Linked DNA regions of Homo sapiens: region 1 is linked to region 2. Evidence: read pairs that join two places in POLR2A ChIA-PET (ENCODE). Cell type or tissue: A673. All regions are shown on one strand. Each heading gives the region's core, and the rest is flanking DNA. Links, peaks and the distances in the headings are about the cores only. Region 1 overlaps PRMT7 (protein arginine methyltransferase 7). Region 2 overlaps CTCF (CCCTC-binding factor).

Region 1 (15,289 bases), core at 4,587-12,586, 760 kb after region 2:
TCTGATGGGGAAAATACTTTTTAGTGAAGCTCTCTGAGTTAGAGTCGGTAAAGGAAAACAAGCCATACATATTGCAGCAGAGCGGCTTTAACACAAGGAGCTGGCTACCCAGCTGTGGGAGGGCTAGAAAGCAAATGGGAACGCTGAGTAACCTAACAGTAGAGATTGCAGGGAGCAGTTACCTTGCCTAGGGCTGAGAAACTAAACGAGAAGATTAGGATTTCCAGAAGCCACAAGCATTGAGGAGAGATCCTGTGGACCACTGTCCAAGTACGGCTGCAGCTCTGAGGGGCCCAAGGAGCTGGTTATGGGATCATTGGGAAAAGTTGGAGTCTGCAATCAACTGCCCCTACCGAGAGGACCCTGATGAGAACAGCAGCATGCAGAAAGGAGCAAGCCTGCTCTGTCCTCCTACCTTCCAGTCGCCCTCTTGGTCCCCCTTTTGGCTGTACCTAACAGTTGGAAAAAGGAGAACATGGTTTGCAGGGCTCTGGCATCACTTAGTAGAGGATAGAAGAGTGAGTGTGGAGCAGGGACAGTCGCTTAATAAAGGGCAAGGGGCTGACTCACAAGACCTGCCCAACTCAGCCAGAGCTGTTCTGCCAGGGGCCAGAAAGGCCATAGGGCCCTGACTTGCACTGCCACTGCCAGCTGTGACTCTAGAACTTTGCAAAGCACCTTTCCACTTACTTATAATAACTGGTAGTAAGTGACGGCCATGTCTTCCTTAGAATGTAAAATACTACCAAGGTATCCGGGCTGCCGTGAGCAGGGTGAAGGACAGAGGACAGAAGGCCTTGGTTCTCGACATTGGCACTGGCACGGGACTCTTGTCAATGATGGCGGTCACAGCAGGTGCCGACTTCTGCTATGCCATCGAGGTAAGCCATTCCCTTCAGGTGTGTGTCCTGCATCTTGCATGGGAAATCCCCTATGCTCTTGCACTTTCCCCGTCTGTTCCTTCACAAACATTCATGGAGTGCTCACTCTGTGCCAAGCACAGAGCCAGGCTCTGAGCGTATAGAGATGAGTCAGACACAGTTCCTTCCTCCAGGAGCTAATTTTCTCCTCTGTCAGCCTAGGCTGCACATCAGAATCACTAGGAGCTTTAGAAAATACTTACAGGCTGGGCACAGTGGCTCACGCCTGTAATCCCAGCACTTCGGGAGGGTGAGGCAAGACAATTGCTTGAGCCCAGGAGTTTGAGACCAGCCTGGGCAACATAGTGAGATCCCATCTCTACAGAAAAACTTTTAAATATTAGCTGGGCATGGTGGCATGTGCCTGTGTTCCAGCTATTCTTGAGGCTGAGATGGGAAGATCTCTTGAGCCCGGAAAGTCAAGGCTGCAGTGAGCCATGATTTGGACTTCATGTAAGAAAGCAAAAAATTACTTCTACCTTGTTTAAGCCAGTTATTGTGGGACTTTGTTGTTTCCAACTAATCAGTATATGAACTCAGTTTTGTAGGGGAAAGTATTTAAATACATGCCCCCACACCACCACACTCCAGCCTGGGTGACAGAGTGAGACTTTATCTCAAAAAAATCAAAACGAAACAAAGGCTGGGCACAGTGTCTCACCCCTGTAATCCCAGCACTTTGGGAGGCCGAGGCTTGGATCATGAGGTCAGGAGTTCAAGACCAGCCTGACCAACATGGTGAAACTCCATCTTTACTAAAAATACAAAAATTAGCCGGGTGTGGTGATGCGCGCCTGTAATCCCAGCTACTCAGGAGGCTGAGGCGAGAGAATCGCTTGAACCCAGGAGGCAGAGGTTACAGTGAGCCGAGATTGCGCCACTGCACTCCAGCCTGGGCGACAGAGTGAGACTCCATCTCAAAACAAAACAAAACAAAAAAACCTTATGCCTAGTCCCCAGCCCTAACAGATTTTGATTTAACTTTTCTGGGGTGAGGCCTGAGCCTTGGGACTTGGGAATGTGCGGCAAGGTTGAGAACCACTACCTTAAATGTCCCTATGGAGTCAGCTCTCTTATGTTTACCAATTTGTCATTTCTTTAATAAAACATTAAACAGCTTGAGCCCACAGAGCAAGAAAAATTAAAAACCAAACAAAATTAAAAATTAAACATGTTATTTTTCTCATAAAACAAATAATGCATATTATTATAGGAAATTTGGTAAATACCAAATAAAAATAGTATGTTGACCCAAAGTTAAGTACTGTTAACATTTTGGTGTATATTCTTCCAAGTTTTGGGGGCAGGCAGGGAGCATGTATATAAATACTTTCCCTACAAAATTGGGTTCATGTAGTGATTGAGTTGGAAATAACAAAGCCTCAAAATCACTGTGGTTTAAGGTAGAGTAGTTTTTTGCTATCTTTTTCGTGGCGTGATCTCTATTCACCGCAACCTCCGCCTCCTGGGTTCAAGCAATTCTCTTTTCTCAGCCTCCCAAATAGCTGGGATTACAGGTATGTACCACTGCACCTGGCTAATTTTTATATTTTTAGTAGAGATAGGGTTTCGCCATGTTGGCCAGGCTGGTCTTGAATTCCTGATCTCAGGGGATCCCCCCACCTCAGCCTCCCAAAGTGTTGGGATTACAGGTGTGAATCACTGCGCCCTGCCTTGTTCCTCTTTTTTAAAAGTAAGAATAACTTTCCCAGGAATTTCTATTATAGCAAACCTCTCCTTGGGTACCATCGGCTAGAATGAGGTTAAATCTCATTTCTTATCTCTGGCAAGAGGGATTCAGTTACTCTTAGCTCAGACAAGTGCACCACTGCAAAGGTCAGTTCCCCACGCTGCACCCTCACCTGATTTCAGGGGAGAGGAGGACACAGAATGGATGTCGGGAGGTCATCTTCAGTGTCCACTCCTGGTAGTGTTTTGGGTGAGATCTTGAGCTTCTTGATGGGCTGAGGAGAAGGAGGTGTGAAGGTACCAGCTTGCAGGTTCAGGGAGAGGTGACTGATGAGTCAGAAGGCAGCAGGGGTGAGGGACGACACTGGCTTTGGATATTGTCAGGGTGGAGGCAAAGTGATTGGTGAGAACTAGGGTTTAAGGCCCTCAAACCACATCTAAAAACATCAAGGCAAATCCTAGAAATAATTTGAAATAGATGATGAAGATTTTTCTAGGAGAACATGTGTGTGTATTCCATGTAAATACTGCGCGCTAATCAATTGCACAACTGGAGCTGCTCACGTAAGTACTCTTTACGAAAGGATACAGCATTTGTCCCTTGATTATAGTAAAAAATATAGTATTCATGGTAGAAAATGTGGGAAATACAGAAAAGGATTTAGAAAAAAGGAAAATCTTATCAGGAACAGTCTCGGTATCATTTTGTGGTTTCCACTTCGTGTGTAGGGCCACACGTGAGTCTGTTTGTTTTACATGCTAGAGCTCTTGGGGCTGTGGAATCTAGACTGGATAAGTTGAAAACAAAGAGTTGGAGGTGCTTATTTATGTTCAGGGAAACTCGAAGAGTTCAGGGAAGACTTCTGGATGGGGGATTCATGCTGCCCTGGGAAGTGGGGTTTGATTTGGCAGGTGGGGCCAGGATAGGGAAGGCTCAGTGATCATGAGATCATTGTGGCTGGAGTGTTGGTTGTTGGGGGAATGGGGGAGGAAGACTGGGAAGGTAAGGGAGGGCCTCCAAAGCAGTAGTTTCCCCTTATCTATGGTTTCACTTTTCGTGATTTCAGTTACCTGTGGTCAACTGAGGTCCAAAAATACTAAATGGAGCCAGGTGCGGTGGCTCACGCCTGTAATCCCAGCACTTTGGGTGGCTGAGACAGGTGGAAACCTTGAGTCCCAGAGTTGGAGACCAGCCTGGGCAACATGGCAAAACCCCGCCTCTACAAAAAGTAGCTGGGCATGGTGATCTACGCCTGTAGTCCCAGCTACTTGGGAGATTGAGGTGGGAAATTGCTTGAGCCTGGGAGGTGGAAGCTGCAGTGATCATGCCACTGGACTCCAGCCTGGACAATAGAGTGAGACCCTTCTCAAAAAAAAAAAAAAGAAAAATTAAATGGAAAATTCCAGAAATTATTTATAAGTTGTAAGTTGTGTACCATTCTGAGTATTATTACATAATTGTTCTATTTTTAGTTATTGTTAATTTATAAATTATTATTTATATTTATTATTGTGCCTAATTTATAAATTAAACCTGGTCATAGGTAAGCTTGGAGGCTGAAGCAGCTCCACTGTGAATGCTAATCCTCCACGCTGACTTCTGACCAACCCCAGCTTCAGGAATGCCTCTAAAATTTCCGCTCTCATGCACTTTGATGTAAATCCTGCCCTCAGGTCAGAACAACTTTGATGTTATCATAAATACATACTTACCGTAAATCCTGCCCTTCGTCAAATTCCCTGTGGTATGTAAGCCCTGCGTCTGAGCCATAACAGTGTGGGGGCCCAGTTTCTCACTGCCCGAGACAAGGCTTCTGTTTGTATGTCTCTATAAAGTGTGTCTTTCTGAGAAGCTGGATTTGCCAGTCTTTCCTCAGCCTCTCAGCTCCCGTGGCCTGTTGGGGTAGGTTTGCATAGAGCTGCCCACCATGGAACAGTATGTATGTATAGCAAAAAAAAAAAAAAAAAAAAAATGGTATACATAAGGGTCAGTACTGTCTGAGGTTTCAAGCATCCACCAAGGGTCTTAAAATGTATCCCCCATGGACAAGAGGCACTGCTGCACCATAAGAAAATAGAGGCTGTGTTCTGCCAACAGTGGGGATTTGGGACAATTTTGAGCCCAGAGGATGACCTACTTACTCACACCTACAGTCTGCTCTCCTCTGGAGGGCACAGCACGCCTCCCAGGTTCGTGAGGCAAGTCCCTTTCCTGGCTTTTTGGCGTCCTCTTGTGCGGTACTGACACCTACTGCTCTTACTAAGTAGTGCAGCCTCCTCAGGATCCCCGGCATCCCCGCTGTGCCTGGCACGGAATGAGAGTCCCTAATCACAAGTTAAAGCCAGCTGAATCTCAGCCCTTTTTCATGATGCACATTTGGAGAATAAAGTATTTAAGTTACATATCTTAGGACCAGAATCAAGGAATAGCTTGCTCACCTTAAAGGTCAGACTACTGTTTAATTTATTGCTCATTTTTCCTTGGGTTTCGGCTCTATTTTCTAGGTTTTCAAGCCTATGGCTGATGCTGCTGTGAAGATTGTGGAGAAAAATGGCTTTAGTGATAAGATTAAGGTTATCAACAAGCATTCCACCGAGGTGACTGTAGGTCCAGGTGAGATTTACACACCCTGTGTTGAAAGCTTTGCTTGCTCTTGTGTGAGAGAGGAAAAGGGTTATTCCAGTTACCTGGAACAAATCCAGGTCATAGCATAGAAGTGGGACCTCTCTGTGTGGAGCTCTGACAGTAAGGACTTGGTTTCTCTTGATGTTTATTTTCCTGCTAGTTAAAACTAGTCAACAAGGAGTAGACTAGAGCTAGTCAGGTCCAGCAATGGAGACGCAAACAAAACCTACATTTGCTTTAAGCAAATTGGAATTCTTATGGGGCTCAACTCTTGAGTTTCAACTACCAATAATTACGCCTTGGATAAACCTCATTGGCTACGATACTGCCACTGCTCAAAGCTCAACTCTGAGTTTCATCAGGCAGAAAGTACTTAGTTCTTTTATTTATTTATTTTTTTGAGAGAGAGTCTCACTCTGTCGCCCAGGCTGGAGTGCAGTGGCGCTATCTTGCCTCACTGCAAGCTCTGCCTCCTGGGTTCACCCATCCTGGCTAACACGGTGAAACTCTATCTCTACTAAAAATACAAAAAATTAGCCAGGCATGGTGGTGGGCACCTGTAGTCCCAGCTACTGGAGAGGCTGAGGCAGGAGAATGGCGAGAGTAGTTCTGACATTCTGCTTCTGCATACAACATGAACAATTTTCCTGTATAGCATTGTCTCTTAAGGTTTCCAGAATATGTATATGTACACACACACACACACACACACATATTTTTTTTTTGAGACGGAATCTCACTGTGTCACCCAGGCTGCATTGCAGTGGTGCAATCTTGGCTCACTGCATCCTCCACCTCCTGGGTACAAGTGATTCTCCTGCCTCAGCCTCCCAAGTAGCGGTGATTACAGGTGCCTGCCACCACACCTGGCTGCTTTTTGTATTTTTAGCAGAGACGGGGTTTCACCATGTTGGCCAGGCTGGTCTTGAACCCCTGACCTCAGGTGATCCGCCTGCCTCAGCCTCCCAAAGTGCTAGGATTATAAGCGTGAGCCACCATGCCTGGCCTCCAGAATATTTTTTATAGTCTAGAACTTTGTTTCAGTCTTTGAAAATTTCACATGCCACTGACACTTAGAGAACATAGTTGAAAGATTTGCAAAGGAAAAACTGTGGTGAAGTTATGGATAACACCATGGGTTTTTTCTAATTTTTTGTGGAGATAGGGTCTTACTATGTTGCCCAGGCTGGACTCAAACTCTTATGCTAAAGTGATCCTCCCATCTCAGCGACCCAAGTACCTGGGACTACAGGTGTGCACTACTGCACCTGGCTTTTTCACCACGGTTTTGGAGAATGCAGTATCATTCTGAATTGAAGCTTCTACCTAAGGTCAACATTATTCTCCCATTTAACAATTTTTTTTTAATGGAGAATCTGAAACATGTACAAAAGAAGTGGGTACTATCTTATTTATTTATTTATTTGAGACAGAGTCTCACTCTGTTGCCCAGGCTGGAGTGCAATGGCAGGATCTCAGCTCACTGCAACCTCTGCCTCCCATGTTCAAGCGATTCTCCTGCTTCAGCCTCATGAGTAGCTGGGATTACAGGCGTGCACCACCATGCCTGGCTAATTTTTGTATTTTTAGTGGAGACGGGGTTTCACCGTGTTGGCCAGGCTAGTCCCGAACTCCTGACCTCAGGTGACCAGCCTGCCTCGGCCTCCGAAAGTGCTGGGATTACAGGTGTGAGCCACCGCGCCCGGCCTATCTTTTTTATTTTTAAAATATACAATAGAGTGCTCAAATCATTCCATTTACAATCAACGTTATTGAAGTATGATTTACATTAAATGAATATCCATTTTCATTATGGATATTTGACAAATATAAACACACTTGTAACCACCATCACCATAATGAAGATAATAGAACATCTCCATCATGCCCAAAGAGATTCCTCATAACCCTTTCTATCAGTCCCCCCATATCCTGGTCCTAGGCACCCACTCATAGACTTCATTATAGATTAGATTTGCCTGTCTAGGATTTCAAGGAAGTGGAATCAAAGAAGTGTGGACTCTTCTGTGTGTGTGCTCTCTTTTTTATAGCGTGATGCTGGTAAGATTCTTCCACACTGTTCATGTCTTGGGGGTCCGTTCTTTTGTGTTACTGAGCAGCACTCTATTAGATAGATGTACCATAACTTGTTTATCTCTCTACCTGTTGATGGACAGGGATTTCTTGGATAGGTCTTTAGATTCACTGATCTTTTCTTTTGCAGCATCTAATATGCTGTTAAGTATATTTAGTAAACTTTTCATTTCTCTTTCTTTGTTGTTCTTTTTTTTTTTTTTTTGAGACAGGATCTTGACCTGTCCCCCAGGCTGGAGTGCAGGGGTGTGAGCATGGCTTATTGCAGCTTTGACCTCCTGGGCTCAAGCAGTCCTCCTGCTTCAGCCTCCTGTGTAGCTGGGACCACAGGCTCATGCCACCATGCCTGGCTAACTTAAAAAAAATTTTTTTTTGTAGAGATGGGATCTCAGTTTGTTGCTTAGGCTGGTCTCAAACTCCTGGGCTCAAGCGATTCTCCCACCTCAGCATCCCAAAGTCCTAGGATTACAGGCGTGGGCCGCTGTGCCTGGCCTCATTTTTGATATTGTATTTTTTAATCTCTGAAAGTTCCACTTGATTCTTTTTCATAACTTCCATTTTTCTCATGTTCATAGTTTTCTATAAGCACATTTATTTTAGCTTTTTGAACATCCTTATCTTCTGTTCCCACCATCTTTGTTTTTTCTGGGTTTGTTCTCTTGACTCATTTTTATCCTTATTCTGGGTCACATTTTCCTTCTTCACATGTCTAACCATTTTTGTTTGGATGCTGTGGCTATTTGGAATTCCCCATTGTTGAGTGCTAGACTTCGTTGGTTTTGCTTTTTAAACTTTGGCATGCAGTTGGGTTACTTGCAGTTCAGATTGATCCTTTCAGGGCTTGTTTAAGCTTTCTTTGGAGTGGGGTTAGAGTAGCTTTAAGTCAGGCCTTCTCAACAGTAGTGCTGTGACGTTTTGGCATTCTCCAACTATGTGACATTTTGATAATTCTTTGTTGTGGACCCTGTCCTTTGCATTGTAGGATGTTTAGCAGTGTCCCTGGCCTCTTCCCAGTGGATGTCAGTAGCACTCCCCTCCTCCCACCATTCTTGCCAACTAAAAATGTCTCCAGACTGCCACGTCTTCCTTGGTCTCGAGTGTGTAAAATTGCCACCTGTTGAGAACCACTGCTCTAAGGCTGTTTAGCCAGACAGTTACTGTAACCTTTCTGGAGTGTCTGCTGAGAGCTCTAGGTGCTCAGCAGGGTTTCCCTTGTCTGGCTGATCAGAACTTGAATGTTTCCCAGGCCTCTGAGAGCTCCGGAGATTGTTATCACTCATGCAACCTTTGCTCGGCTTCACAGAGTATTACCCTGTGTGTGTGTGAATGTATTAACACAGACCCTAGAGGAACCCTGTGCAGCATTCTGAAGGCTTTTTTTCTGTGTAATTTCCTCTCTGATTCTCTGCCTGGCAAGTTCCAGCTGCTTCCACTTCCCTGAACTCGTTTCCTGTCTGTTTAACTCAGCAAGACTGCCGTGCTCTGTGTCACCTCTTACCCTATACTGTGGTCTGGAAAGGGTCTCCTGGCTGATAGCCAGAGCAGGGTAAGGGTTACTTGGTTTGTTTCCCTTCTTAGGGAGCAAACTGTGTTGCCTCTTGCTCAACATCTGAAAACACTTGTTTCATATATTTTGCCCAGTTTTCTAGTTGATAACAGCCGGAGGGTAAGCCTGATCCCACTTATTCCACTATGGCCAGAGTGGAGATTGATTCATTTATTTATTTTTTTTTGAGACAGTCTCACTCTGTTGCCTAGGCTGGAGTACAGTGATGCGAACACAGCTCACTGCAGCCTCGACTTCTGGGCTCAAGTGATCCTCCTGCCTCAGCCTCCTGAGTAGCTGGGACCACAGGCAGGCGCCACCATACCCAACTAATTTTTTTGTTTTTTTAAATTTTTATTAGAAACTAAGTCTTGCGGCTGGGTGCAGTGGCTTATGCCTGTAATCCTAGCACTTTGGGAGGCCGAGGCTGGCGGATCACCTGAGGTTGGGAGTAGCAACCAGCCTGACCAACTTGGAGAAACCTGTCTCTACTAAAAATACAAAATTAGTCAGGTGTGGTGGTGCATGCCTGTAATCCCAGCTACTGAGGAGATTGAGGCAGGAGAATTGCTTGAACCTGGGAGGCAAAGGTTGCGGTGAGCCGAGATTGCGCTATTGCACTTCAGCCTGGGCAACAAGAGCAAAATTCTGGCTCAAAAAAAAAAAAAAAGAAAAGAAAAGAAACTAGGTCTCGCTTTGTTTCACAGGCTGGTCTTGAACGCCAGGCCTCACACAGTCCTTCTGCCTCAGCCTCCCAAAGTGCTGGGATCACAGATGGGAGCCACTGTACCTGGCGAGATCATTTATTCTTGAAAATTTATCCATTTTGACGGCAGGGAGACTGATCTGCAGGGCAGCCTTGGCCATGAAGTATGCTGACTCTGCCTCCAGGCAGCATTGTTCACACACACCTCAGCTTAGGCCAGGCCCCTCATATGATTTCTTATTAAAAAAAAAAATTTTTTTTAGATAGAGTGGCTCTGTCGCCCAGGCTGGAGTGCAGTGGCATGACCTCGGCTCACTGCAACCTCCACCTCCCGGATTCAAGTGATCCTTCCACGTCAGCCTCCTAAGTAGCTGATATTACAGGCATGCACCACCACCTGGCTAATTTTTGTATTTTTAGTAGAGATGGGGTTTCACTATGTTGGCCAAGCTGGTCTTGAACTCATGACCTCAAGCGATCTGCCTGCCTTGGCCTCCCAAAATGCTGGGATTACAGGCATGAACCACCACGCCTGGCCAATTTCGTAATACTTTTCTTCATAGCGCTTACCACTGCAATCATTAAATCATTATGTAGTTATGTATTTAATGTCTGTATCCCCACCCAGCTGAGGCATCCTGAGGTCATGCACTGCGTGGGTTGTATTAACTATTCCATTCCGTTATTTGCTCCGGGCCTGTCATGTAAAGGAGTTAGGTAATTTTTGTAAAGTGAGTAGATTGTCAGTTGTGCTTCATCCATAATCCCTTGTAAATGTGACTTTGTTTCCGATCCTCAGCCTGACAAGTGGCTTCCTCATTGCCAAGTTGGGTGGTCTTTCCTCTGCTTTTCCTCTCTAACCACTGCCGCTTTGGTACTTCTGCCATTCCTTCCTTCTTGAAACTCTCCCTGGACCTTAGTGACATCTCTTCATCTTGGTTCTCCTGTGTTGCTTTCTTTCTGCTCCAGATGTATACTTTCCAAGGTTCTGCTCTCAGCCCTTTTTAAAAGTGGCATCTGAAGTTGCCTGTTCCCCAGAGCTGGGTTACATGCTGAGGCTTGTGGAGAGCCAACCCAGGGAGCAGCGTGTGTTCATCCGTCCATTTTGTTCATTTGGAAAGGGCTTAGGAAGCTCCTGGGGTGGCTACCTGCTTCAGACTCCCCCACCCCGTGCCCTTATACATTAGCAGTCACACTCAAAATACCAGGCCCTCAAGAAGTACTTGTTAAAATGCACTGGACCATAAAGCTTGAATTTTTTTTTTTTAATTTTTATTATTTTTTGAGACAGTCTCACTGTATCACCCAAGATGGAGTATGGTGGGGCAATTTCAGCTCACTACAACATCTGCCTCCCGGGTTCAGGCAATTCTCATGCCTCAGCCTCCTGAGTAGCTGGGACTACAGGCGCGTGCTACTACACCCGGCTAATTTTTGTATTTTTAGTAGAGACAAGGTTTCACCACATTGGCCAGGCTGGTATCGAACTCCTGGCCTCAAGTGATCAGCCCAGCTTGGCCTCTCAAAGTGCTGGAATTACAGGTGTGAGTCACTGTGCCTGGCTCTTGATTTTTATTTTAATGAAGCAATTTGGACTATAAAGCATTTTAAGTTATATAATTGGTTTAAACATTCAGGAGATAGAATTGGCAGAGTGGGTGATCAGTGGGTTGTAGGGTGACAGAAATCAATAATTTATCTAATGTGTGTTGACTGTTACGGGGCACTAGACCTTGTGGGTGCTGGGGTACAGTAGTGGACAGGCAGTCAGCGGTCCTGCTGTCCTGGAACTAGTAAATGATGCCCAGATTCCTGGACTATGTGACTCATTGATTGATTGAGGCAGAAACCCTGGAGGGAGGAGCAGGCGTGTTAGCTGGGGTGGGTGGGATGAGTTTTGGACAGTGTATTCCAGTTGGAGTTTGATGTGACATCAGAGAGGATGGGCAGGGCTTCTCGGGAGGGTGGTCTCTGTGGCAGAAGACAGAAGTTTCTTCTTAAGCTCCTCCACGTGATACTGTCATGGAGCACAGGTGAGCTTCATAGGAAGTGTGCTTTTTTTTTTTTATCTTCATCATCCCGACCACCACCACATGAGACAGAGCCCATTCACCCGTTTTACTGATGAGGCAACTGATGGTCAGAACGGAGGGCTCAGGGATAGGAAGTGAGATCCAGGCCAGGCTCCAGCCTCGAGCTCGAGGTTCACGCTGTCTCTGTTGTGCTCTTCTATCAGCTGCTCTCTTTCTTTTTTTTTTTTTTTTGAAATGGAGTCTCACTCTGGCCCAGATTAGAGTGCAGTGGCGTGATCTCGGCTCACTGCAACCTCTGCCTCCCAGGTTTAAGTGATTCTCCTGCCTCAGCCTCTCAAGTAGCTGGGATTACAGGCACCCATCACCACGCCTGGCTAATTTTTGTATTCTTAGTAGAGACAGGGTTTCACCACGTTGGCCAGGTTGGTTTCAAACTTCTGACCTCAGGTGATCTGCCCATCTCAGCCTCCCAAAGTGCTGGGATTACAGGCGGGAGCCACCGCGCCCGGCCCCTGTCAGCTGCTTTCATGCTTCTCTTTTCCTTGTGTCATCTGTGAGACTTGTGCTCTGTGTAGGGGAAATGAGTGGGCTTTGTCAGATTATAATTCATGAGGCATTAAAAGTGTTTACAGTTAATTCTCCCTGATGAATAGCCCCTTCCAAAGTCTATTTTGGCTCTTGGCTCATTAAAAATTATAATTGTAGAAGTAGCAGTACATTACTGAGGTTTAGAAAACAGTTAACAGAAGATCCCTCCCAAATCCTACTCTTCTCTAAAATCCTACTGTCCTAAAACAACTGTTATTTAAGAGATTGTTTGGTGACAAGGCGCTTTCATTAAGGGAATTTGCCATAGTGATCTGGGGATTCTAAGTCATGGATCTCAATTTTGGCTGCCAGAGCCTAACTCACAGTAGCTGGAAGATCATCAGAGAACCTTGTTGTCTTGCTTTGGCTTTCCCTCCCTCTCCCTGCAACCTAGAAGTATTTGACATACCAGCATTCTGTTTTTGCTTTTCAAATAATTTTTCTAATTTAGTGGTTAATAGTTTAATTGTTAATTTATATCTCTCTAATTGCTAATAGGGATGAAAAAGTTTTCATAAGTTTGATTTCTGTTTTGAATTTTCTGTTTATATTTTTACCTGGTTTCTTTTTGGGTGTGTGTTTTTTTTGTTTGTTTGAGACAGAGTCTCACTCTGTCGCGCAGGCTGGATCACTCTGTCGCGCAGGCTGGAGTACAGTGGCACAATTTCGGCTCACTGCAACCTCTGCCTCCCAGGTTCAAGTGATTCTCATGCCTCAGCCTCCTGGGTAGCTGGGGTTACAGGCGTGTGCCATCACACCTGGCTAATTTTTGTATTTTTAGTAGAGATGGGGTTTCGCCATGATGGCCAGGCTGGTCTTGAACTCCTGGCTTCAAGTGATCCTCCTGCCTTGGCCTCCCAAAGTGCTAGGATTACAGGCGTGAGCCACCATGCCTGGCTAATTTTTGTATTTTTTGTGGAAATGGGGTTTTGTCATGTTTCCCAGGCTGATCTCAAACTCCTGAACTCAATCCATTGGGTATTTATAGTTTTCTTATCATTTTTTGCAGTCTCCCTCCCAATATTAAGCATACAGAATAGCTGTAAGAGCAGTACAGTAAACACTTATGATCCCTTACCCTAGATTTATCAATTAGCGTTTTGTCATACATTTACATATGGATTTTTTTTTTTTCCTGAACCATTGGCAAGTCAGTTGCAGACATCCTGACACTTCTGAATACCTCAGCATGTATATGTGCTTTTAGCGTGATGGCCCCTTAACCACTTATCTTTCCCATATTTGCTGTAAATATTTTTCCTAGTCTGTTGCTTATGTCCAACTCTGTTTTCTTGTGTTTTTCAGAGGGTGACATGCCATGCCGTGCCAACATCCTGGTCACAGAGTTGTTTGACACAGAGCTGATCGGGGAGGGGGCGCTGCCCTCCTATGAGCACGCACACAGGCATCTCGTGGAGGTAGTAGACGGAGGGCTCCCTCAGACGTGTCTGTGGTCTCAGCCAGCTCACATAGCACTCACTCATGCACCGTGTCCCACACAGCCCAAGCCCTCAGCACCTCTGATACACCTGGGACACCCCTCCATTCCTGGGGGGGCTCTGGTTCTCCTCACTTAAAACTTTCATGTCCCTTGAATGCCAAATCTTAATAGGTTAGAGTTGAAAAGCAAGAAACTATATTCAAATTCAGTTAAGTTCAGCAAATATTCTCAGGAAGGCGATGCTTGAGCTGTCAGTCTTGAGAAGTGATCAGGTGTTGGCCTGGCAGATGGAATATTTCTGGTAGAGGAGAGCAGCACGTGCTAGACGTGAGACTGAATCGGTGCGGTGGCTCCGGAGCCTGCTTTGGATTTTGTGCTGTGTGGGAGGCAGGAGAGATGGGCTTAGCAACTGAGGCTAGAGAGCTGGGCAGGGGCTAGATGGAGTGGGGTTTGGGGGCCATGCCCAGAGGGTAGCTGTCATTAGAAGGTGGGGTGGCATCACAGGAGGGTTTGAAGCAGAGGATTGACAGCAGACTTATGCAGGCAGATGTGTGGAGGGCAGTTGGGGTATAGGGCTGGAGGTTGCGGGTGGGTTAAAAGGCTGTGGAATCGTCCAGACGCTGTGGTACAGTGGGCCTCAGCTAAGGCTGTAGACAGAGGCCTGATAGGTGGTCCCAGGAGTTGGTGGTCCCTTAGGTGTAGAGATATCGATGCTAGGGTTTGGGCACCTGGATTGGATGGTGGTGCTTCCTGTTGACGGGGAGTGCAGGAAGAGGGGTAGCCTTGGGAAGGTTGGGAAGTGGTGAGGGCGATTCTTCTGGTTTACACAGAGTTTGAGCTCTCTAAAGGTCAGCCAAGCAAAGAGGCCCAGAGATGCATGGATTTACTCAGTGAAGAGGGCATGGTTGAGGTCACTGTGGAGAGTGTGGAGGGAGACAGTCCGGACCAGGGAGTCCCCTTGTGAGGTGGGGCGGAGGAAGCACAGCCTGGGGAAGGCAGCGGGAGTGAGTCCAGTTAGAGCAGCATTTGTCTACCAGAGCAAGGTTGGGAGATGCTTCGCAGGGAGGCCAGTTATTCTGCTAGCCTTTTACCATGCCCAGAGCAACCCCTACAGCAGAGAATCATTTGGCCCAAGAGGCCAGTGGTGTCCTGGTGGTGAAAGCCATGTGGGTAGCAGCTGTGAGTGTGCTCTTGCCGGGTCCCTATTGCCTGGTGCATGGAGGACGTGGAGTGGATGCAAGAGGTAGGAGGAGAGCCGGACAAGGAGCCGGAGCCGGAGCCACAGCCCTAGGGGCTGAGTGTGCAGCAGTGCCCAGCGGCGCTAGAGGGCTGGGCAGCTGAGGGGGCACCGTGGTCCACAGGGCTTTGCCACAAGGAGGCTCTTGTTTTGGTGCTGGGCAGGAGCGGCACTGAAGGGACACTGAGCCCAGAGCCAGGATCACCACCCAGCAGCAGGACGTGAAGCATTTAAGAGTGCCAGGTAGCCAGGAACTTAGCTGACAGAAGTCATTTTAGGCACAGTGTGTGTTCTTTTTGAAATGTAGTACCCTTTTTTTCCCTTTTCCAAGGGCATAGGGCTGAAAACAGTTCACTATTCTAATAGTATAAGGTGTTGGGCATTACTGAACCAACCTAATGTTAAGGAA
Region 2 (15,886 bases), core at 3,460-11,459:
AACTTTATCGGGATCCATTCAACCTATGTAAGAATTTAAGAGGTGAAGTTGTCCTTAAGATGCATTCAAATTCTAAGAGCTTTAGGATTTTATTTTAAAGTACACACGCAAATGGGGGCACTCACCTGGGACTTCTGAATGGCTTGGGGAGTTCCTTGGTGGAAGCCACTTGTGGCTGACTTAAGGCCCTGGGGAGGAATCCTGGGCAGAGCCTTGCAGGCTGGTGCCTCCTGGCCAAAAGTCACCTCTAGAGACTGCTTTTTTTGCTTCAGGGATGCTGCTGCTGTCACAGCCATTCCACATCATCTACGTTATAGACTCCACCTAATTTTTTTAAACTAGACCATCTGTCTGCCTAATTTACCTGTCTTGGCTCCAGATGACTTGACTGTTTTGCCAAAAATTAGGCCCCTCTTCAAACAACTCAGATGCATTATGATTTAAAAAGAACAATAATGGCAAATAATGTGTAACTTTGAAGACCATGGTTCTCAATTGATGTGATTTGTAGGTGGGACATGGTGGCTCACACCTGTAATCCCAGCACTTTGGGAGGCTGAGGCGGGCGGATCACCTGAGGTCAGGAGTTTGAGACCAGCCTGGCCAACATGGTGAGACCCCATCTTTACCAAAAACACAAAAATTAGCTGAGCGTGGTGGCATATGTCTGTTTCTGTAATCCCAGCTACTCAGGAGGCTGAGTCAGGAGAATCACTTGAACCCGGGAGGCGGAGGTTGCAGTGAGTCAAGATCGTGCCGTTGCACTCCAGCCTGGGTGACAGAGTGAGACTTTGTCTCAAAATTAAAAAAAAAAAAAAAAAAAAAAAAAGATTAGTCTTACCACATTTGTTTTGTTGTTCTTGTGGGGTATTTGTTTGTTTTGGAGATGGAGTCTCGCTTTGTCTACCAGGCTGGAGTGCAGGGGCACGATCTCGGCTCACTGCAAGCTCTACCTCCCAGGTTCACGCCATTCTCCTGCCTCAGCCTCCCGAGTAGCTGGGAGGACTACAGGCGCCTGCCACCACGCCTGGCTAATTTTTTGTATTTTTAGTAGAGACGGGGTTTCACCGTGTTAGCAAGGATGGTTTCGATCTCCTGACCTGCCCGCCTCCGCCTCTCAAAGTGCTGGGATTACAGGCGTGAGCCACCGTGCCCGGCCTGTGGGGTTTGTTTGTTTGTTTTAAGACAGGGTCTTTCTCTTTTACCCAGGCTGGAGTGCAGTGGTGTGATCACAGCTCACTGCAGCCTCCACCTCCCTGGCTCAAATGATCCTGCCACCTCAGCCTCCTGGGTAGCTGGGACTAATTTTTTCTAGGTATGGGGTTTTGTCATGTTGCCTAGGCTGGTCTCAAACTCGTGGCCTCAAGCAGTCTGTCTGCCTTGGCCTCCCAAAGTGCTGGGATTAGGTGTGAGCCACCGTGTCCAGCCCATTTTTTTTAAACACCTGTAAACTTTCTGTAGTCTGTCTTCGTATCTTTCCTGCTAGTATCTTTGTGCATTTTCTCAGTGATTTAATATTTGAATGCAAAGTTGTGGCATTGCATATAGACTGCCAAAATACAGTCCAAAGGTGAGGGTTAGGATGGTATTCTTTCACACTTGATCCTTGTTTTTGGTCACTCTTGGAATTTTCAGGGGTAGAAAATTTCATTCCCTTTGAGGTATGCTGGTAATAATAATGGACTCCAGTATGGAAGTGTTGGTTGGACTAAATATGCTAATCACCTATTTGTGTTACTAAAAATTGCCTCTCAACAGAGGAGACTTTAGCTTCATCTAAGTATTAGTGAGTTTTGTGGAGTTTAGCTAATTGTGAGATGGATTTCCTCTTAGAAGATGTACCTCATGTGCCAAATTGCTTGGAAACTTTTTTTTTTTAATACATTTTGATTGAGGCAGTGGCATGATCATAGCTGTTGCCCAGATAGGAGTGCAGTGGCATGATCATAGCTCACTGCAGCCTTGAACTCCTGGGCTCAAGCAGTCTTCCTGCTGCAGCCTCCCAAGTAGCTGGTACTATAGGCGTGTGCCACCATGCCCAGCTGATTCTTTTATTTTTTTGTAGAGACAGGATCCTACTATGTTGCTCAGGCTGGTCTTGAACTCCTGGGCTCAAGCAAGTCTCCCACCTCGGCCTCCCAAAGTGTTGACGTTACAGGTGTGAGCCACCATACTCGGCTTTTTTTTTTTTTTTTTTTTTTTTTGAGACAGGTTGTCACTGTGTTGCCCACACTGCAGTGCAGTGGTGTGATCATGGCTCACTGCAGCCTTGTCCCCCACCTGCCCCAAGCGATCCTCCCACCTCAGCCTTCCAAGTAGCTGGGACCACAGGCACACAACACCATGCCTGGCATATATATGTATACGTGTATATATATATATTTTTTAAGATGGAGTTCACTCTGTCTCCCAGGCTGGAGTGCAGTGGCATGTTCTGGGCTCACTGCAACCCCGGCCTCCCAGGTTCAAGTGATTCTCCTGCTTCAGCCTCGGGAGTAGTTGGGATTACAGGTGCCTGCCACCGTGCCGAGCTAATTTTTGTATTTTTAGTAGAGACGGGGTTTCACCATGTTGGCCAGGCTGGTCTGGAACTCATGACCTCAGGTTATCCACCCACCTCGACCTCCCAAAGTGCTGGGACTACAGACGTGAGCCACCATGCCTGGCCTTTTTTTTGTTGTTGTTCTTCTTCCCTGAGACGAAGTCTTCCTCTGTCACCCAGGCTGGAGTGCAGTGGTGCGATGGTGGCCCACTGCAACCTCCGTCTCCCGGGTTCAACCAGTTCTCCTGCCTCAGCCTCCTGAGAAGCTGGGATTACAGGTGCATACCACCATGCCCAGCTAGTTTTTGTATTTTTAGTAGAGACTGGGTTTCACCACGTTGGCCAGGGTGGTCTCGAACTCTAACCTCATGATCCACCCGCCTGGGCCTCCTAAAGTGCTGGGATTACAGGCGTTAGCCACTGTGCCCGGCCTGCCTGGCTAATTTTTATGTATTTTGTAGAGACGGGGTTTTGCCATGTTGCCCTGACTGGCTTTGAACTCCTAGGCTCGAGCAGTCCTCTGCTGTGGCCTCTCAAAGTGCTGGATTGCTGGTGTGAGCCATCACACCTGGCTATATTATTTGGAAACTCTTTTTTTTTTTGAGACTGAGTCTTGCTCTGTTGCCCAGGCTGGAGTGCAGTGGTGTGATCTTGGCTCACTGAAACCTCTGCTTCCTGGGTTCAAGCGATTCTCCTGCCCCAGCCTCCTGAATAGCTGGGATAACTGGCACACACCACTACGCCTGGTTAATTTTTGTATTTTTTTTAGTAGAGACAAGGTTCCACTATGTTGGTCAGGCTGGTCTTGAACTCCTGACCTTGTGATCCGCCTGCCTTGGCTTCCCAAAGTGCTGGGATTACAGGCGTGAACCACTGTGCCTGGCCTATTTGGAAACACTTAGTTCAAATTTAGCTCTTTATTTCATTTGGGATTTTATTTTATTCTTTTTTTGAGACAGAGTCTCACTCTGTCGCCAGGCTGGAGTGCAGTGGCACGATCTTGGCTCATTGCAGCTCCGCCTCCTGGGTTCAAACGATTCTCCTGCCTCAGCCTCCTGAGTAGCTGGGTTTACAGGCCTGCACCACCATGCCCAGCTAATTTTTGTATTTTTAGTAGAGACGGGGTTTCACTATGTTGGCCAGGATGGTCTCAATCTCTTGACCTCGTGATCCGCCCGCTTTGGCCTCCCAAAGTGCTGGGATTACAGGTGTGAGCCATTGTGCCTGGCCTGGGATTTTCTTTCTTTCTTTCTTTCTTTTTCTTTAGAGGTAGGTTCCACTCTACCTTTGCTTGAAGCTTGACAGTTCATTTTGTAATTTAGGGTGAAAAGATGCCATCTAACAAAGTATTCCGTTATTCGACTAAAAAAACTGTTTCATTGCTATGCTTCTAGGATTTTCAAAGGTCAGTAAAAGCTCCTTTTGCCAGTTATCTTTTTTTTTTTTTAATGAGACGGAGTCTAGCTCTGTCGCCCAGGCTGGAGTGCAGTGGCGCGATCTCGGCTCATTCCAACCTCCGGCTCCTGGGTTCAGGCGATTCTCCTGCCTCAGCCTCCTGAATAGCTGGGATTACAGGCGTGTGCCACCACGCCTGGCTAATTTTTGTATTTTTAGTAGAGATGGGGTTTCGCCATGTTGGTCAGGCTGTTCTCAAACTCCTGACCTCAGGTGATCCACCTGCCTTGGCTTCCCCAGTTATCTTACTAAACTGGAAAGCATAGCCTTTACTTGTGGCATGAACAAACTTAATCAGTAAGACCACTACTTGCTAAAGATACGGAAATAAACTGTTAGAGAGCCATTACTGCAGCCATAAGAATTAATTTTTTTTTTTTTTTTTTGAGACGGAGTCTCGCTGTGTTGCCCAGGCTGGAATGCAGTGGCAGGATCTCGGCTCACTGCAAGCTCCGCCTCCCGGGTTCATGCCATTCTCCTGCCTCAGTCTCCTGAGTAGCTGGGACTACAGGCACCCGCCACCACACCCGGCTAATTTTTTTCTTTGTATTTTTAGTAGAGACGGGGTCTCACGTGTTAGCCAGGATGGTCTTGATCTGCTGACCTCGTGATCTGTCTGCCTCGGCCTCCCAAAGTGCTGGGATTACAGGCGTAAGCCACTGCGCCCAGCCAATAATTAATTTTTTGGTAGTTTGAATATGTGTGCCATTATTTGGTTGCAATATTGCAGTGGAGTGTTTTGTTTTGTTTTTTTTTTTGAGACGGAGTCTCGCTCTGTCGCCCAGGCTGGAGTGCCGTGGTGCGATCTCGGCTCACTGCATGCTCTGCCTCCCAGGTTTGCACCATTCTCAGCCTCCCAAGTAGCTGGTACTACAGGCGCCTGCCACCACACCCGGCTAATTTTTTGTATTTTTAGTACAGACGGGGTTTCACCATGTTAGCCAGGCTGGTCTCGATCTCCTGACCTCGTGATCTGCCCGCCTTGGCCTCCCAAAGTGCTGGGATTACAGGCATGAGCCACCGCGCCTGGCCTTTTTTTTTTTTTTTTTTTTTGAGACAAGATCTCTCACTCTGTCAAGCAGGCTGGAATGCAGTGGCACAATCTCAGCTCAGTACAGCCTCAAACTCCTGGGTGAGTCTCCCACCCTGGCTTCCGAAAGCGTTAAGATTACTGGTGTGAGCCTGGAGTACTATTTTGCTACTTAGAAACCTTTAGTCCTTTATATATTTAGCAAATGTGTGAAAAAATAAATGAATGTTTTGTTATTGGCTTGATGGTGGACATTTATGGAATGGCTCGGTTAGTGACATGACATGAACAGGTGTTTTGTTTCTTTCCCAATTTTTTCTGTCTTCAGTTTTCCCTCATTTTTTTTCATACTATATGCGTATTTGTATGAATTTAGTGTTTCATAAAATGATTTGTGCTTTTCTTTTAGAATGATTACGGACCTGAAGCCAAAGAACAAGATGCGCTAGTGGACAGATTGCTGACCAGGGGCTTGAGAGCTGGGTTCTATTTTCCCTCCTCAAACTGACTTTGCAGCCACGGAGAGGTAAGTGCTATTTCCATTTTTTCTATCTTAAAAATGGTAGTAATATAACCCTCCTGGAGTTGGAGGATTTGTTGGCTAATTCTTGAATATAGGGGATGCAGGATATCAGGTGATTGAGAGCATACAGGCTTCATAATCAGAGTCCTGGGTTTGAAACTCTTTACGATGATATACTAGCTGGGTAATATGGGGCAAGTTACTTTAACCTGTCTACTCCTGTAGTCCTCACTTGTGAGAGAATAACACCACCAATCTCAGAGACTATTCTCCGTTAATGAGAATGTGTTTTGTAAAGCTTTAAGTACTATTCTGAACATGTACATAGAAAGATCCCAGGAAATTGTGGCTGCTTTTCTGTAGAAACCCTTGGAATGTGTATTTTGACTATTGGCAAATGAACTGAAAAGAAAGTCCATGACCTGTGGCTACTTGTAATTTTGATAAGAAACAGATGGAATCCTGTTCTTGGGGAACCTGGTATCCTGGATAAAAATTGTCTTAATTTGAGTTAGCCTAGCTCATTGCCCATTTTGCGTCAGAGTGTGACAGTGATTATCATTTTAATTTAGCCTGTAATTTTTGCTATAAAATATAATGGACATTATATGGAACTTGGAACAGACCTTCTATAAATATTGGAATCTACTATGCTTTGGGATCTCATAAACAACAAAGTGGGATTCTGGTTGTAAAAATTATCTCTTCTCACGGTACCGGAAAGCACATTTTTTTCAGACCCTAGAAAAATGTGAAAATAATTTAATCGTACATGTGTAATGGCAAAAAGGAATGTAGAAGTGGAAATTACAAATGCCAGGATTAGATAAGCTTATGTGAATGAATCATCTAAATGACTACTAAGATTTTTCTTACAAGCTCTGCCTGGAGCAAATAAAGAGAAGGGAATAGGAATGAAAGTTCTGTTATTCTTCAAACCTTTATTTTCCAAATGGGCAACTTGTTATCCTGCTAGATGGGAAGGAGAAGGTCTGTGGTAGTATTCTGTCACTCCAAAAATAACTTACGCCCTGCAGGTTCTTTTAGGAGTGTTGACACAGAGTGCATACCAAAAGTTGCTGATTTAAAAACTATTGAGAAATCGAACCTTTAAGAGTTTAGGGAATGGGTTTATAGGAACACGTTAATCACTTTCAAGTGTTATGACTAGCTTAATTGCTTAGATCCCTGTTTCTCAAACTGGGATATGAATACCCTTAGGGAATCAGGTGGTATGATTTCGGGGTACTTGGAGTCACAAGAAAGATAAACATGACCCATCTTCCTAGAACTTCAGTTATAGTCATAGAGGAGGTGGTGAGTTAAGTAATTTAACTGGTCAGTGATTAAATATTAAATATTGGCCAGGCACGGTAGCTCACACCCAGTACATTGGAAGGCCAAGGCCTCCAAAATCCCAGTAATCCTAGTACTTTGGGAGGCCAAGGCAGGTAGATCACTTGAGGTCAGGAGTTCCAGACCAGCCTGGCCAACATGGTAAAACCCCATCTCTACTAAAAATATAAAAACTAGCCGAGTGTGGTGGTGGGTGCCTGTAATCCCAGCTACTTGGGAGGCTGAGGCAGGAAAATCGCTTAAACCTGGGAAGCAGAGGTTGCAGTGAGCCAGGATTGTGTCACTGCACTCCACCCTGGGCGACAGAGTGACTCTGTCTGCCCCCCCCCGCCCCCCCCCCCAAAACAACAAAAGACTGGGCGCGGTGGCTCACGCCTGTAATCCCAGAACTTTGGGAGGCTGAGGTGGGCGGATCACAAGGTCAGGAGTTCGGGACCAGCCTGGCCAACATGGTGAAACCCCGTCTCTACTAAAAATACAAAAAATTAGCTGGGTGTAGTGGCGGGAACCTGTAATGCCAGTTTCTCGGGAGGCTGAGGCAGAAGAATTGTTTGAACCTGGGAGGCGGAGGTTGCAATGAGTTGAAATCACTGCACTCCAGCCCAGGCAACAGAGTGAGACTCTGTCTCAAAAAAACAACAAAAAAAACCCCAAGAAGACAATTAGCTGGGTGTGGTGGTGCGTGCCTGTAATCCCAACTACTCGGGAGGCTGAGGCAGGAGAATCACCTGAACCAGGAGGCAGGCAGAGGTTGCAGTGAGCCAAGATCACACCACTGCACTCCAGACTGGGTGACAGAGCAAGACCGTCTCAAAAAATAAATAAATAAATAAATATTAAATATTGTTATATTAAAACAAATAGACATTTTTGGAGCAGAATGAAAACTGTATGATTAAGATAACATAGGTCTTCAACAAAATGAGCATGAGTGCCTGAGGGTGGGAAGTTCTCTCTGTATAGGTTCTATAGTGGATATGTTTGAGAAGCAATACATTTGAGCTATAGAACAGCTCTGCTATCCTGCTCCTTACTTTGTCCTTGTAGTATTTGTGTAGGGAAAAACTCTCAAGCCCAGGTTTTTCCTTTGCTTTCACATAACAACCACCATCAACACAAAAGAAGACTTACGTGGCTGGGCCCAGTGGCTCATGCCTGTAATCCTAGCACTTTGGGAGGCCAAGGTGGGCAGATTGCAAGTCCAAGAGATTGAGACCATCCTGACCAACATGGTGAAATCCCATCTCTACTAAAAATACAAAATTTAGCCGGGCGTTGTGGTGCGTGCCTGTAGTTCCAGTTACTGGGGAGGCTGAGGCAGGAGAATCGCTTGAACCCGGGAGGCGGAAGTTGCAGTGAGCCGAGATCATGCCACTGTACTCTGGCTTGGCGACAAGGCGAGACTCCATCTCAAAAAAAAAAAGACTTACGTGACCAAAGATGGGGTGGAGGGATTTTCCTCACACACCAAACAGTGTATGCCAACTAGGTGTCATCCAACACCATCTACCCAAGATGGTGTCAGATCCCACACGTTTAGGGTTCAGTCCCATAAGACCACCTGTCCTTCCTACCAGTCACAAGCCCATTCCTTCAGAGCTTCTGACCAACTGGCTTCAAGTTGAGTTTCCCACGACCTCTTTCTTGGGTTCCATTAGTTTGCTAAAGCAGTTCACAGACCTCAAGGAAACACTTCTTTAGATTTGCCAGTTTGTTAAGAGGACTACTTTATTTATTTATTTTTGAGACAATCTCACTGTGTCGCCCAGGCTGGAGTGCAGTGGCGTGATCTCGGCTCACTGCAACTTCCCCCTCCCAGGTTCAAGCAGTTCTCCTGCCTCAGTCTCCCGAGTAGCTGGGATTACAGGCGTTCACCCCCACGCCTGGCTAATTTTGGTATTTTTAGTAGAGATGGGGTTTTGCCATGTTGGCCAGGCTGGTCTCAAACTCCTGACCTCAGGTGATCCACCCAGTTCGGCCTCCCAAAGTGCTGGGATTACAGGCATGAACCACCACGCCCAGCCAAAAGCATCTTTTTTTTTTTTTTTTTTTTTTTTTTGAGATGGAGTCTTGCTCTGTTGCCCAGGCTGAAGTGCAGTGGTGCAATCTTGGCTCACTGCAAGCTCCGCATCCCAGGTTCACACCATTCTCCTGCCTCGGCCTCCCAAGTAGCTGAGACTACATGCGCCCACCACCACACCCAGCTAATTTTTGTATTTTTAGCAGAGACAGAGTTTCACCTTGTCAGCCAGGATGGTCTTGATCTCCTGACCTCTTGATCTGCCTGCCTCGGCCTCCCAAAGTGCTGGGATTACAGGCGTGAGCCACTGCGCCCAGCCAAAAGCATCTATTCTTAACTGTGTGTTTTACAATTACTAAGTATTGTTATTAACATATTGCTCTTAACATAAGTGGCATTTAAGAATTACATTTTTTCCATATGTCCTTGTGGATAGAGGAAAAAAAAAGAATTACATTTTCTTTAGTCACGCGTTGTGTTGCATGCCTGTAGTCCTAGCTATTCAGGAGGCTGAGGCCGGAGGATCGTCTGAGCTGAGAAGGTTGAGGTTGCAATGAGCCGTGGTCCCACCACTGCATTTCATTCAGCCTGGGTGACAGAGTAAGACCCTGTCTCAATAAACAAATAAGTAAGTAAGAATTAAGTTTTCTGAGGCTGGGCGTGGTGGCTCATGCTTATAATCCCAGCACTTTGGGAGGATGAATTTTATTTTAATCCCATTAGGACTCCAAGTCCTGGCCATGCAGCTTAATAGCTATATGGCCTTGGGCAGGGCAGTTCTATTAGAGGTGACTTCCTTGGGCTTCCCTTTCCTCTTTTTTTTTGAGAGATGGAGTCTCGCTCTGTCGCCAGGCTGGAGTGCAGTGGTGCAATCTCGGCTCACTGCAGCCTCTGCTTCCCGGGTTCAACCGATTCTCCTGCCTCAGCCTCCTGAATAGCTAGGACTACAGGTGCGCCACCATGTCTAGCTAATTTTTGTATTTTTAGTAGAGACGGGGTTTCACCATATTGGCTGGGCTGGTCTCAAACTCCTGACCTCAGGTGATCCGCCCACCTTGGCCTCCCAAAGTGCTGGGATTACAAGCGTGAGCCACCGCGCCCAGCCAAGTTGGTTATTGTATATATTTTGCATTAAACTGAACTTCGATGACCACCAGATAATACAAATGTTAATGAACTAAACGGAAATATTGTGCCATAGGAAAATGGGTTAGATTTATCAGAAAATCTGTTGAGCAGTAGAGAAGTGGGTAAGAAAACAAGGTCTCGTTGCATGTTGCAAGGGATATAAAACCCTAACCCATTTAAAAAGATGAATGTCAGCCTGGGCAACTTAGTGAGACCTTGTCTGTAAAAAAAAAAAAAAAAAAAAATGTAGCCAGGTGTGGTGGTGCACACCTGTAGTCTCAGCTACTTGGGAGGCTGAGATGGGAGGATCACCTGAGCCCAGGAGGTTAAGGCTGCATGCACTCTAGCCTGGGTGACAGAGTGAGACCCTGTCTTAAAAAAAAAAAAAAAAAAAAAACGGAAGGCTGTTAACCAGCAAAATGCTTATGAGAGAGGTTTTTTAATAGCATAATACCAAAAAGTTAATTATTATGGAATAAAAGTAAAGAAAATCCCAAACTAAAACCTGGCGTATAGCAGAAGCTCAATAAGTAATTATTTGGATGAATGAATGCCTAGGGAAAAAAGACTAAACAGACGTGGAAATCATCAGTCAAAACTAGTAGTGTGAGGGTAGTTTGGTTTGGGGGTCACTTTTTGTTGGTTTTGTATAGTTTGTGTAATTTTTTTTAATGCAAATACTTTTTTTCTTTTCTTAGATTAAAGCAGAATTACCAAAATCTGGCTATAAAAATATTTAACAATAGGTGACTGGTTAAATTATGATACATCCCTATAATAGAATGTTTTTTTTTTTTTTTTTTTTTGAGATGGTGTCTCCCTCTGTCACCTAGGCTGGAGTGCAGTGGCACGATCTCTGCTCACTGCAAACTCCGCCTCCCGGCTTCACACCATTCTCTTGCCTCAGCCTCCTGAGTAGCTAGAACCGCTAATTTTTTGTGTTTTTAGTAGAGATGGGGTTTCACCATGTTAGCCAGGATGGTCTGGATCTCCTGACCTCGTAATCCGCCTGCCTCTGCCTCCGAAAGTGCTGGGATTACAGGCGTGAGCCACCGTGCCTGGCCTTATAATAGAATGTTGTGTAGCCATTATGTATAAAAAATATGTTGAAATGGCAAGATATTTGAAACAAAGTACAAAGAAAGCAGATTATCAAACAATATGTATGGTATGATCTCGTGAGAGTAAGTATATGTATATATTGGGGAGGGGACTGCGAATTTGGATATAAGCCAGAATGTGTGTATAAAACCTATAGGTAGGTTTCTTTAAGCTTTCTCCTGTTGCCTGTATTGCATAATTTTTAAAGGAAAAGGGAATGCAGTACAGTAGGAAGTAGCACTGAAACTTTCTGATAAAGGTAATGAAATGGGCCGGGCGTGGTGGCTCACACCTGTAATCCCAGCACTTCGGGAGGCCGAGGTGGGCGGATCACGAGGTCAGGAGATCGACACCATCCTGGCTAACACAGTGAAACCCCGTTTCTACTAAAAATACAAAAATTAGCCAGGCATGGTGGCGGGCGCCTGTAGTCCCAGCTACTTGAGGAGGTTGAGGTGGGAGAATGGTGTGAACCTGGGAGGCTCTGTCTCAAAAAAAAAAAAAAAAAGGATAATGAAATGATAAAAGGTGTTTTTGCCTAGTTTACTTGGCAGTAATGTCTAGACTTCTTTTTTTTTTTTTATTTTTTGAGATGGAGTCTCGCTCTGTTGCCCAGGCTGGAGTGCAGTGGTGCGATATTGGCTCACTGCAAGCTCCGCCTCCCGGGTTCATGTCATTCCCCCGCCTCAGCCTCCTGAGTAGCTGGGACTACAGGCGCCTGCCACCACGCCTGCCTAATTTTTTTTTTTGTATTTTTTTTAGTAGAGACGGGATTTCACTGTGTTAGCCAGGATGGTCTCATCATCTCCTGACCTTGTGATCCGTCCACCTCGGCCTCCCAAAGTGCTGGGATTACAGGCGTGAGCCACCGCTCCCAGCCAGTCTAGACTTCTTGAGTGGAATCGAGAGGGCCACTGGAACAGTTATAGAAGTGCAGCCAGGAGGAGAGTAAGGCAGGAGGAAGCTCCTGCATCTGCCCAGCTGTTAGAGGGGATTGAGGTTGCAGAGGCAGTTCTTGCAGTGATCCTCACTTAAATTTGGTCTTAAACTTTGTTTAAATATTACCCAAGTAATGTTTAGTTTCATTCTTTGGAAGAGTCTAATGATTGTAGAATTACATTAGAACCTAAAGAATCCCTTAACTTTGTTTTCCCAGAGCTGAAGACTATTAATAGTCTGGTGTGTTGACTTTGCACTTTTATTAACAGGCATGTACATATAATACAACTTTTTAAACAAAATATAATTGTGCTATGGAAATTTTCTGTAACCACCACATTTAATGTAAGAACATGAGGGGGAAATACTTCAAACAGTGCAAAATGTTAATAATGAAAAGTAATCCTCAGTCTTGCCTCTGATCTCTCATTTTTCTTCCTCAGAGGCAATAAATACCAATTTCTGATGTATCCATCCAAAGAAAATTCTGCGTATATTCAAATGTATGAGTTTATGTATCTTTTTTTTTTTTTTTTTTTTTTTTTGAGACAGGGTTTTCACTCTGTTGCCCAGGCTGGAGTGAGACACGTGATCTTGGCTCACTGCAACCTCTACCTCCTGAGTTGAAGTGATTCTTGTGCCTCAGCCTCCCAAGTAGCTGAGATTACACACATGTGCGGCCATGCCCAGCGAATTTTTGTAGTTTTAGTAGAGATGGGATTTCACCGTGTTGGCCAGGCTGGTCTCGAACTCCTGGCCTCAAGTGTTCCACCCACCTCGGCCTCCCAAATTGCTGTGATTACAAGCATGAGCCAATGTGCCTGGCCAAGTTTATGTATCTTTTTAAAAAAGCACAAATAGGCCGGGCATGGTGTCTCACGCCTGTAATCTCAGCATTTTGGGAGGCCGAGGCAGGCGGATCACCTGAGGTCAGGAATTCGAGACCAGCCTGGCCAACATGGTGAAACCCCATCTCTACTAAAAATACAAAAATTAGCTGGGCGTGGTGGCAGGCGCCTGTAATCTCAGCTACTCAGGTGGCTGAGGCAGGAGAATCGCTTCAACCCGGGAAGTGGAGGTTGCAGTGAGCCGAGATTGCACCATTGCACTCCAGCCTGGGGGACAAGAGCAAGACTTCGTCTCAAAAATAAATAAATAAAAATAAAAGGCCGGGCGTGGTGGCTCACGCCTGTAATCCCAGCACTTTGGGAGGCCAAGGTGCGTGGATCACCTGAGGTCAGGAGTTCAAGACCAGCCTGACCAACATGGTGAAACCCCATCTCTACTAAAAATACAAAAATTAGCGGAGTGTGGTGGCACACGCCTGTAATCTCAGCTACTCGGGAGGCTGAGGCAGGAGAATCGCTTGAACCTGGGAGGTGGAGGTTGCAGTGAGCCGAGATCGCCATTGCACTCCAGCCTGGGCAACAAGAGTGAAACTCCGTCTCAAAATAAATAAATAAATAATAAAAATAAAAAATAAAGCACAAATAGTAGCTTACTATACACGTTGTTCTAGACGTTTGAGTTGTTTTCAATCTTTGTTTTTTTTTGTTTTTTTTTTATTTGAGACGGAGTCTTGCTGCTCTGTCACCTAGGCTGGAGTGCAGTGCCGTGATCTCGGCTCACTGCAATCCTTGCTTCTCAGGTTTAAGCGATTCTCTTGTCTCAGCCTCCCGAGTAGCTGGGATTATGGGCACATGCCACCATGCCCGGCTAATTTTTGTATTTTTAGTAGATACAGGGTTTCGTCATGTTGGCCAGGCTGGTCTCAAACTCCTGACCTCAGGTGATCCACCTGCCTCGGCCTCCCAATTGCCCTGGCCTCCCAACTGCCCAGGCTTCCTGAAGTGCTGGGATTACAGGTATGAGCCACCACGCCCAGCTTGTTTTTAATCTTTTGCCATTAGAGAAAAATACCCTAGTAGTAGATAGCCTTCTTATATACACATCTTTAGGCTCGTGTACTAGTGTAAACATAGAGAATTGCTTGTATATTCCTAGAAGAGGGAATGGCATGTACAAAGGCCCAGAGGCAGGAAAGGAAAGACCTAGAATGTTCTGGCTACTGAAAGAAGTTCAGTGTGATTAGAGGCGAGTATGTCAGGCTGGATGCAGATCTGCTGATAGGGCCCTGAAGCACTTGGTAGGCCATGTGAAAGAGTTTGGACTTTAAGAGTTTTCAGCATGGTGGTTTCAGAAGGGAAGTCTTCTTGCTGATAATGGATTTACATTTTAGAAATCCGTGGCCGCTGTGTGAAAAATGGTGGGTAATGGAGCAAGAGGGGAAGCAGGGAAACTGTTTAGAAGGCCATTGCATTGGTCCATGCAAGATGTAATGCTGTCCTGACTTAAGGTGGGATAACTGGGATTGCTGTTTGTCTAGTTTGTTAAATTATAATGATTATTTTAAATTAATTTAGAGACAGACTCTCGCTCTGTTGCCCAGGCTAGAGTGCTGTGGTGTGATCATAGCTCACTATAACCTTGAACTCCTGGCCTTAAGTGATCATCTGGCCTCAAGCTCCTGAGTAGCTAGGAGTGTAGGTGCGTATCACCAGGCCCAGCTAATTTTTTTTGTAAAGATGGGGTCTTACTGTGTTGCCCAGGCTGGCCTTCAACTCCTGGCCTCAAGCAATCCCCTCCTCCCAGGCCATCCAAGGTGTTGGGATTACAGGTGTGAGCCACCATGCCCAGCTTAGTTTTTTAATTATTTATGTATTTTATTTTTATTTTATTTATTTATGTATTTATTTATTTATTTATTATTTTTGAGACGAAGTCTCGCTCTTGTCCACCAGGCTGGAGTGCAGTGGCTCAATCTCAGCTCACTGCAGCCTCTGCTTCCCGGGTTCAAGTGATTCTCCTGCCTCGGCCTCCAGAGTAGCTGGGATTACAGGCGTGCACCACCACACTCGGCTAATTTTGTACTTTTAGTAGAGGCACCTGCCCCAACGCCTGGCCAAATTTTTTTTTTTTTTTTTTTTTTTAGTAGAGACAGGGATTCACCATGTTGGCCAGGCTGGTCTAGAACTCCTGACCTCAGGTGATCCACCCACGTCGGCCTCCCAAAGTGCTGGGATTACAGGCGTGAGCCACCGCACCAGGATTTACTTATTTTTTATTTATTTATTTATTTTTGAGATGGAATCTCGCTCTTTCGCCCACGCGGGAGTGCAGTGGCGCTATCTTGGCTCACTGCAAGCTCCACCTCCCGGGTTCACGCCATTCTCCTGCCTCAGCCTCCCGAGAAGCTGGGACTACAGGCACCCGCCACCGCACCCAGCTAATTTTTTGTGTTTTTAGTAGAGACGGGGTTTCACCGTGTTAGCCAGGATGGTCTCGATCTGCTGACCTCCTGATCCACCTGCCTCGGCCTCCCAGAGTGCTGGGATTACAGGCGTGAGCCACTGCACCTGGCCCGGCCTTACTTATTTTTAATTAGGTTGGAATCCTATTCTGCATCCTCCTTTGTAACCTTGCTGCGTGTTGTGAACGTTTTTCCTGTTAGATGATCTTTTTCTTTTTTTTTTTTTTGAGACAGTCTCACTCCGTCTCCCGTGCTGGAGTGCAGTGGCATGATCTAGGCTCACTGCTACCTCTGCCTCCTGGGGTCAAGTGATTCTTGTGCCTTAGCCTCCCAAGTAGCTGGGATTACAGACATGCTCCACTAGGCCTGGCTTATTTTATTTTATTTTTATTTTATTTATCTTTTTCAGACAGAGTCTTCCTCTGTTGTCCAGTCTGGAGTGTGGTGGCACGATCTTGGCTCGCTACAACCTCCGCCTCCCA

What was found. Peaks named below come from ENCODE experiments on the same cell type or tissue, not always from the same donor. Only the 100,000 strongest peaks of a DNase experiment are listed, where the experiment ranks them.
Region 1: POLR2A ChIA-PET joins it to region 2 with 13 read pairs; 2 of 35 experiments call an interaction of 5 or more read pairs at or near these places.

Annotation. Positions count from the first base shown.
Region 1 is chr16:68,323,952-68,339,240 of GRCh38, forward strand. PRMT7 (protein arginine methyltransferase 7) reads left to right here. Exons shown (of 19, transcript NM_019023.5): 5 at 732-881; 6 at 5,115-5,223; 7 at 13,508-13,620. It also overlaps the pseudogene RNU4-30P. Among named protein-coding and RNA genes, the nearest start is that of PRMT7, 21 kb to the left of the region's middle. In A673, for the core only: a CTCF peak has its summit at 4,862 (motif pointing left); DNase peaks (open chromatin) are centred at 4,850 and 8,760; H3K27ac peaks cover 1,251 bases.
Region 2 is chr16:67,565,712-67,581,597 of GRCh38, forward strand. CTCF (CCCTC-binding factor) reads left to right here. Exons shown (of 12, transcript NM_006565.4): 2 at 5,437-5,553. Among named protein-coding and RNA genes, the nearest start is that of CTCF, 11 kb to the left of the region's middle. In A673, for the core only: no CTCF peak of the experiment used is centred there; no DNase peak of the experiment used is centred there; H3K27ac peaks cover 1,527 bases.